Regions from separate parts of the Mus musculus genome. Here region 1 is linked to region 2. A link is a contact called in ENCODE POLR2A ChIA-PET data. All regions are on one chromosome and are shown on one strand. Each heading gives the region's core, a stretch centred on a gene start or an enhancer-like site at or near the end of the contact. The rest is flanking DNA. Distances are from core to core; before and after follow the strand shown. Region 1 holds the start of S100a16 (S100 calcium binding protein A16). Region 2 holds the start of Snapin (SNAP-associated protein).

Region 1 (4,224 bases), core at 1,362-3,861, 46 kb before region 2:
ACCTGCATTAAGTTTTGTTCCTTCCTCCAAGGGAGCTTCCTCCTGCCCCTTAGTACTATGCCCAATCCCTACCTGGCTTCTCGCAGCAGCCAAGCAAACAACTGACAGAGAAACACCCAACAGATGATGCAGCCACCTATCCCAGGAGCACCGGGCCGACCAGAGATGCAGCCGTAGTGGTCTGACTCTTTCCCAGGCTCTCCTCCCAGGGATCTGCCTCCTCCCCAGGTTCTTTTAATAAAATGGACAGCTCTGAGATAACCATCTGGACAAGTGTGTTTCTGAAGTGTTTTCTGAAGACAGAGTATCAGAGTGGGGCAGTCAGGTGTCATTATTCCCCTCCGCCCTCCCCTGGGGGGCAAAAGACAGGCTCAACTACCCCACCCACTTCCCAGCCACCTGCTCCTGCAGCTGCCCATCCTTTAACTAGGCAGGCCTGAGGACCTCCAGGTGTGTGGGGAGAGTGCCACTCTCCTAGGCAGACCTATCCTGGAGGTCGCGTCTTCACAGGCGAGTCTTGGAATGAGAGTTGGGGGTTATGAGGACATGGGATACCAGTGTACACTGAAGCCTTCCTAAAAAGCAGAAATAAGGAATCACTTCAAAGGGCCTTCCCCTAAAGGGGCCTTTCACCTTAGGCCCCACCCTTCCCCCCAATGTTCTCATAGTCTCCTGGACTGATTCATCATTGAGCAACCAGGAGGCTCTCCCCCACTCCACCCCCTACCCCCGCCCACCTGATCCTGGCTTGCTGACTTTTCCAAAAGCCCAAATTGCCCTGACCATGCCCCTGGATCTCAGCCACTCCAGCCCCACCCTCCCGCCCCCAAGTCTGGTCCCCACCTCTTTCCTTGGTCTGGAGTTCTGAATGTCCACCACACTCTCCCAGGTTCACCTCCGTACGCTTAAGTGGTTACTTCTTTCCAAATGTTGGCTCCATCCCTACTCATCTCTCATACTTAGGATCTTCCCTAAAACCTACAAGATTTTAATCAACCTCACCTCCTGAGGACAAACTACCCATCTTGTTGATAAATTGACTATGCCAATAAATTAACATGGTTCACTCTCAAAAAAAAAAGCTTTTCAGTTTTAACTGTGGCATTCTCTGTGTTCCTCTCGTCTACCTCCAGTTCACTCATCCTCTTCCCATTTACTCATTCACTGACGGCCTCGTTAATTACTTTCATTCATTCACCTATCTCCATCCAGCAATACATTCATCTCATTCATTCAGCCATCCCCTTCTCAGTCAACGCATTCCTCCCAACTGCTATCAACATGCAGGGCTAGTACGGTAACCGAACTGGGCTGTAATCGCTGTTTGCAAGACTGTTCCAAGAGAATCTCCCCAGTCTCTCTGCTCCCTCGCGTTCTTTTCCCAGTGTTGAAGGCTAATGGTTCACAGAGGTGCTCCTACCTCTGCCCCCTCCCAGGACGCATGACATCATACCCACATATCACCCTACATCAACTCTGCCAGTCCTGATCTGCCTAAGTACCCCATTTATCTTCAGCCAACTTCTGCTGAAGCAGGAAGTCCTTCGAACTTTTTCCCCCAACTCATAATACTGTAATCAGGTGTCGTACACACACACACACACACACACACCTCTACCCCAGGCCTCTCCAACATTCCTAGGGTTCCTCTTCTGAGTAGAGGATGAGCCCACCTTAGCATCCATCACCCCTGCCTGGCCTTGCCACCACCTCACCTGGGCCGGGCAGGCAAACACTCCTACAGCGCAGGTGGCTCTGCCAGGCAGGGCCAGTCAAGCTGAGACCTGCCTAGGTTCTAGAGTGGAAAAGCTGCCAGTTTGAAGCTCCACTCCTTTCTCTTTCCCTCTCTCCCATCCAGGGGCCCTCACCGGCTTCCCCAGGCCACTCCCAAGGAAGCCACCCAGAGCAAATGAAGACTGCATCCCGGTTCTGCCTGTGCCCCAGGTGGAAGAGAAGCCACCTCAGCCCCTGCCTCCCTTTCCTGGCTTCTTAGGCTTTCTGGGCCCTCTGCAGTTCCTTCTGAACACCATTATTTTTCCCAGGTCACAGCTTCCGTAGTCCAGTGAGGCCTGTGTCTAGAGTCTGTCAACCCCTAACGCCCACCAAGACACACTCTCCGCCCTGTTCCGTTTGAGAGAGGACGCAACAGCTGTGGGCAAGGCCCTGGAATGTTCTGCCCAATGTCCCAGCCCCTGGAGATGAGCCAGGTCGGCTGCTTAGCCAGGAGAGGGTCCTGCTATCCTGTCTATACTCTTCTACAGGTTTCACAAAGCCACCGGACTGCTCATACCCTAACTAGCCTTTGGGGAAAATTAATGATTACCAAAATCTTCCTGCCCTGTTTCTGGCAGGCACCTCTCCTCAGGCTCCCTTCCTTGACCCCCACCCCAAGGCTTCAGAGTCCCTTCAGCAGCCCCAGACCTCCTCCGCTGGGCCTGGGGGCTCACCTGCCTCCTGTGAGTCCACCTCCTCCAGCAGGGCTCTGAGGCCTGGGCTCTGGCACTGACAGCCAAGCAGCTCCTGCTCAGCGGAGCCAGGACTCCTCCCCACTGCACTCCCAGAATCTGTCCCACTCCCTCCCGGCCTTGCCTGGCTGAGCTGGCTGTGGGAAGGTAGTGACTGAACTCTTGACTTGGCCCTGGGGTTGGGCCCTTGTTAAAGGGATACACACCTTTTTTTTTTTAAACACCCCTCTACCCTCACCCTAGAGGGAGTGGTAGAAGCTGGCAGTCCCCCAACCCCACCCTCCTAAACCCACAGGCTCTGAGCAGAATCCGACAAGGCAGAGGAAAGAAAGAGAAGGCTCATCACCTGTTTCTCTCACCTAGGTCACTGAGAGCCAGGTTTCAGGGCAACCCCCTGCCAAAGACAAGTTAGGTTCCCGGACCGCAGGATTTCCCTGCTGTTGGGATTAAGGAGTCCAACACTTGATCTCTGTTGGCTAGAGCAAATGCAACAGCTCTTTCTGGTCTCAGCTCTCCAGTTCAGCCACCCTAAGCTCAGGGATTTCATTCCTAAGAACCCCTGCACAGCAGATGCCTCCACTGCAAAAACCTAGCCCGTACACACCTTTCCTGCAGGTACCCAAGGGAGCTGGACAGCTTGACCTCCTTACAGAAGGCTGCAGCCAAACAGAGAGGACCCTTTGGCCCACTCTCACGATGATGTCTGTCAGGTACCAAAGAACACACCCGTGTACACACACACACACACACACACACACACACACACACCTGACAAATGGCTAACTGAGATGCCTATTAACATATCAAGGTGCATGCTCTCTCAGCATCTGTTAAATCATCCTGTCTCCTCTCAACACTTCTCACCTCCAACCCCTACCCTAAACCTTTCTAGTCCCCCCCACACCCAGCTTCCCTTCCCTCCCCCCCCCCCACTTCTTTCCTATATAACCCACCCATTTTAGCCACAGGCACTCTTGATTCTCTTTGACCTCTCCACTTCTGCCTTGGTCCTCCACACTTGGCTCCTAGTCCCCTCTCTTTCCCCTCTCCCTTCTCCCCCAATCCCTTCTCCTCTCATGGTCTATGCTGCCGCAGTGTCCAGTCTAGATTCTTCTTATATTTACAATATGAGAAGTCCTGTCTCATATTTACAATAAAATGCTTCTCCTCAACCATACCTAGGAACCGTCATGTCTTCATTTCCATTCATCTGGTGCTCGAAACCTGGGATAGATCTACAGATATATAGACATATAGATATACAAATTATATATATGTGTGTGTGTGTGTGTGTGTGTGTATGTGTGTATATGTATATATATGTATGTATGTGTATATATATACATATATATATCCTTCCAAGGAGCTCAGTTGGCCTCTCTCCTAACAGAACCAATCTGCTTGTTTGACTCTCCTAAAGAATGTATGGGACATTTGTTTCTGCTAGCTTCTGCCACCCTCCAAATTTGACTCCAAATTCTAAACTCTGCCCCTTCCCACTCTAACCATTGATCTAACCATTGATCTTATTTACTCAGTAGACGTCCTTCTGGCTCTTGGAGCCTGTTACACCCTCCAGAGTACCCACCACTTAGGCATCTCTCTACCAAGACACTTTCTCTTCTCCTTCTATTGCAACCCTCCCTCCTTTCCCCCAAAGCCTCTCCCAGGCCACCTCTTCAGCTGTGTTCTCTACCTGCTCTAACCATTCTCTCTCCTCCTCTACTTAGGAAGTGTCACCCCCAGAGCTGCCTGCTTT
Region 2 (4,179 bases), core at 710-3,209:
CTCTCACAAATTGTTCTCTGACCTCTACCCATATGCCATGGCAAAGGTTTCCACACACACATGAACACACACAAAATAAAACTGAAAAACAAATCAAAAACAACTTTAGAAGCTAAAGCTGGTATAAGCCTGAACCTGAGGCAGGAGGATCACATACATAGTCAAGGCCTGTGTGTACTACAAAGCAAATTCAAGTCCAATCTGGCAATTTAGTGAAACCTTATCTCAAAAAGTGAGGTGGGGGTAGAGGGAAGGTACAGTAGGACTATAGCTCAGCAGAACATTTGTCTAGCAATCACAAGGCCCTGGTTTCAAGCCCCCCTCAAAAATTTCAGCAAAACAAAAAACCCTTAACTTTAAATCCTGTCATGGTGGCACAGACCTGTAACTCCAGCACTTGAAAGACTTAAAACAGAGCTTGTACACTATGCCCCTCCTTAGAATTGGGAACAAAACACCCATGGAAGGAGTTACAGAGACAAAGTTTGGAGCTGAGATGAAAGGTTGGACCATGTAGAGACTGCCATATCCAGGGATCCACCCCATAATCAGCATCCAAACGCTGACACCATTGCATACACTAGCAAGATTTTATCGAAAGGACCCAGATGTAGCTGTCTCTTGTGAGACTATGCCGGGGCCTAGCAAACACAGAAGTGGATGCTCACAGTCAGCTAATGGATAGATCACAGGGCTCCCAATGGAGGAGCTAGAGAAAGTAGCCAAGGAGCTAAAGGGATCTGCAACCCTATAGGTGGAACAACATTATGAACTAACCAGTACCCCGGAGCTCTTGACTCTAGCTGCATATGTATCAAAAGATGGCCTAGTCGGCCATCACTGGAAAGAGAGGCCCATTGGACAAACAAACTTTATATGCCCCAGTACAGGGGAACGCCAGGGCCAAAAAGGGGGAGTGGGTGGGTAGGGGAGTGGGGGTGGGTGGCTATGGGGGACTTTTGGTATAGCATTGGAAATGTAAATGAGCTAAATACCTAATAAAAAATGGAAAAAAAAAAACAGAGCTTGTGAGCTCAAGGCTAGCCTTGGTAACACGGCAGGACTTTCTCTAACAAAAATAGCAAATCTTTAGAAATAAAACTCGAGGGCAGTGGTGGGATACACCTTTAATCCCAGCACTGGAGTTCAAGGGCAGCCAGAGTGAGTTCCAGGACAGCCAGGGCCACACAAAGAAATCCTGTCTGCAAGAAAGAGGGAGAGGGAGATAGATGGGGAGAGGGCAAAAAAAAAAAAAAAAAAAAAAAAAGAGGGAGTGGGAGAGAGGAAGAGAGAGAAAAGAAAGAACCCTTAACATGAATATTACATGGCTTTCTCATCAATTCCCATGGAGAAGGCTATGGACAATAGCACTTAGATGGCTCAGCGGTTAGGAGTACTAACTGCTCCTGAGTTCAAAACACAGCAACCTTCAAATCCCAACAACCACATGGTGGCTCACAACCAGCTGTAATGAGATCTGATGCCCTCTTCTGGCGAGTCTGAAGACAGCTACAATGTACTTACATATGATAAATCTTTTTTAAAAAGGAAAGAAGGAAGAGGAAGAAGAGGAAGAAGAAGTAGAAGAGGAGGAGGAGGAGGAAAGAGAGAGAGAAAGGAAAGAAAGAAAGGAAGGAAGGAAGGAAGGAAGGAAGAAAGAAAAGAAAGAAAGAAAGAAAGAAAGAAAGAAAGAAAGAAAGAAAGAAAGAAAGAAAGAAAGAAAGAAAGAAAGAAAGAAAGAAAGAAAGAAAAGATCAGCCTGGTTTACATAGTTACAGGGCAATCTATCTCCAGAAGTCTAGATCCGCCCCCTACAGGCCCATGGAAGAAGAGGCTCTGGTCCCGGCCCGCTTGCCGGGGCTCACTGAGGACTCCATTTCCCAGCTATCCCACTGCCGTCTGGGCTGTATATCTAAGCGCCCTCTCGCGGTGCACAGCGGCGGTCTGGAGTTCCCGGCGACCCTCGCGGCAGGCTGAGGGCGTCAGGGCAGTTCGCGATGGCCGCGGCTGGTTCCGCTGCTGTGTCAGGGGCCGGGACCCCAGTGGCGGGGCCCACAGGCCGCGACCTCTTTGCCGAGGGGCTCCTGGAGTTCCTGCGACCCGCGGTGCAGCAGCTCGACTCTCACGTGCACGCGGTCAGGTGCAGGACCGGGTTGCTGGGGGCGGGGCCTAGGGAACTGGCTTTGTAGGGGCGGGGCCCCGAAGAAATACTAGATACATTCTTGAGACACTGATGTTGAGACTGGGTAAATAGGCGGAAGGGCCTGGGTGAGGCCTTGAAGTTGAGGTTGGCTTGTCTCAGTATTTGGGGAATAAGTAGAATTCGTTTCCCGCGTCCCAGTCACTGACCGTTGTAGACTTTTGTACCACTTTGCAGAGAAAGCCAAGTAGAGCTCCGGGAACAAATTGACAACCTAGCTACAGGTGAGTGAGCAGCCAGGATACCTAGAATCCCTGATCTCACTTTCGGGAACTTTGTTTCCCCAGGTTTTAGGCTAAGTTTCTGTCACTTGCTTCTCAATATCAGAACTACCCAAGGACTCCAATTTCTGGGGATATTTTAGGACAGAATGGAAGAAGGGAAGGTGTCTGTGGCCCACACAAGACTGCAAGAGTATTTTTCATCCCATTCCTCTCTTCCATTCCCTAAGAACAAAAAATGAGCCATTAGATGTTGGTTGCCCATTTCCTCTTCCCAGAACTGTGCCGGATCAATGAGGATCAGAAAGTGGCCCTGGATCTGGACCCCTATGTTAAGAAGCTGCTTAATGCCAGGCGACGAGTTGTCTTGGTCAACAATATTTTACAGAATGCACAGGTAAAATAATAAAATAGTAATAATAATAATAATCCCAGCAGTGCATGGTGGTACATGCTGTAGTTTCAGCATTTGGTAGGCTAAGGCAAGAAGGATGGCTTGAACTTTGAGCAGAGCCTGGACTATCAAATCAGCTAGGGCTACATAGCATGACCCTCTTTCAAAAAAATTTCTTCTTGTTTATCCTGCTTTATGTCTTCAACACTGTGAAGCAACTATGGGGGAAAAGAGTGGTGTTAACTAATCTGATAATAAAGGCCCATATTCCCCTCACCCCATTACTAGGCCTCAAACTAGACAAGTGCCAATTCTTAACTTCTAATTCTTAACTTCTAGTGGCTGTCATTTACAAGTCCATTTTAACGTAAAGGGCTGGCTTGAAAAGAGCCAAAGCCAGCTGGACATATAAGCAGGCAAATTTCTGAGTTTGAGGCCATCCTGGTCTACAGAGCAAGTTCCAGGGCTACACAGAGAAAAAACAGTCTGGGGACAGGGGCAGAGGGGACTCAGTTAAAACCTTTTACAGCAGTCATTAGATTCCCCATCTTCCTGTCTTACAGGAACGACTAAGGCGGTTAAACCACAGCGTGGCCAAGGAAACAGCTCGCAGGAGAGCTATGCTGGATTCAGGAGTTTACCCTCCTGGTTCTCCAAGCAAATAAGCACGGGCCCGTGACCTGAGTATACAAGTACAATTCTCCAACGGCTTTGTCTGGTAGACACGAGAAGATTCCAGGAAAGTCTCTGTAGACCTTTGATTTTTTTTGCACTATGTACTCATTCATGTAGCCGCCTCAAGAAACATGCGTACGGCAGGACTATTTCCTAAAGAACCTCCATCACAGCTTGTCCATCCAAGAAAGAGCCTCTACCTTTTGGGTTTTGTTAATCTTGAGACAAGATCTCAGTATGTAGTCCCGGCTGGCCTCAAACATGTCCTCTTGCCTTAGCCTCCTGAATGCTGGGATTATAATAGGCATGTGTCAGAGTGCCGGGCTCAAGCCTCTATATATTTCCCCCAAAGAATACTAAGTAAATTAGGCATCGTGTGGTAGAAAATTGAGAAAACACCAGATTTAGTGAGAAAGTATACTCCTATTTCTCCCCCTCTGCTTCACCACAGTTCCTCTCAGAAGGTAATAACCTTTCCAGGATCATCTTACACTCTATAATGTTTAGGTTAACTCCTATTAACAAGTTTCGCAACTGTTGCCTTCATTGCTACCCAAGGAGAGCATGCCAGATAGCGAGGATCCAAGGTCAAGGCAGAGCCTTGACAGCTAAGAGTCCTAAGCTTTTGCGATTTTTTTTTTTGTTTAGACTACATATTTTAAGGGCTAGAGGGATGGCTCAATGGTTAA

The links. ChIA-PET counts read pairs that join two places held with the same protein, here RNA polymerase II (POLR2A).
Region 1: POLR2A ChIA-PET joins it to region 2 with 16 read pairs in Patski. The contact joins the promoter of S100a16 here to the promoter of Snapin in region 2. POLR2A ChIA-PET finds 5 or more read pairs at or near these places in 4 of 5 experiments (Patski and embryonic stem cell).

What each region holds. Positions count from the first base shown.
Region 1 is chr3:90,535,641-90,539,864 of GRCm38, reverse strand. It overlaps S100a16 (S100 calcium binding protein A16), which reads right to left and starts at 2,611. Exons shown (of 3, transcript NM_001356605.1): 1 at 2,448-2,611.
Region 2 is chr3:90,488,793-90,492,971 of GRCm38, reverse strand. It overlaps Snapin (SNAP-associated protein), which reads left to right and starts at 1,959. Exons shown (of 4, transcript NM_133854.3): 1 at 1,959-2,140; 2 at 2,378-2,424; 3 at 2,700-2,818; 4 at 3,379-4,179. The coding sequence starts at 1,998. The coding sequence ends at 3,480.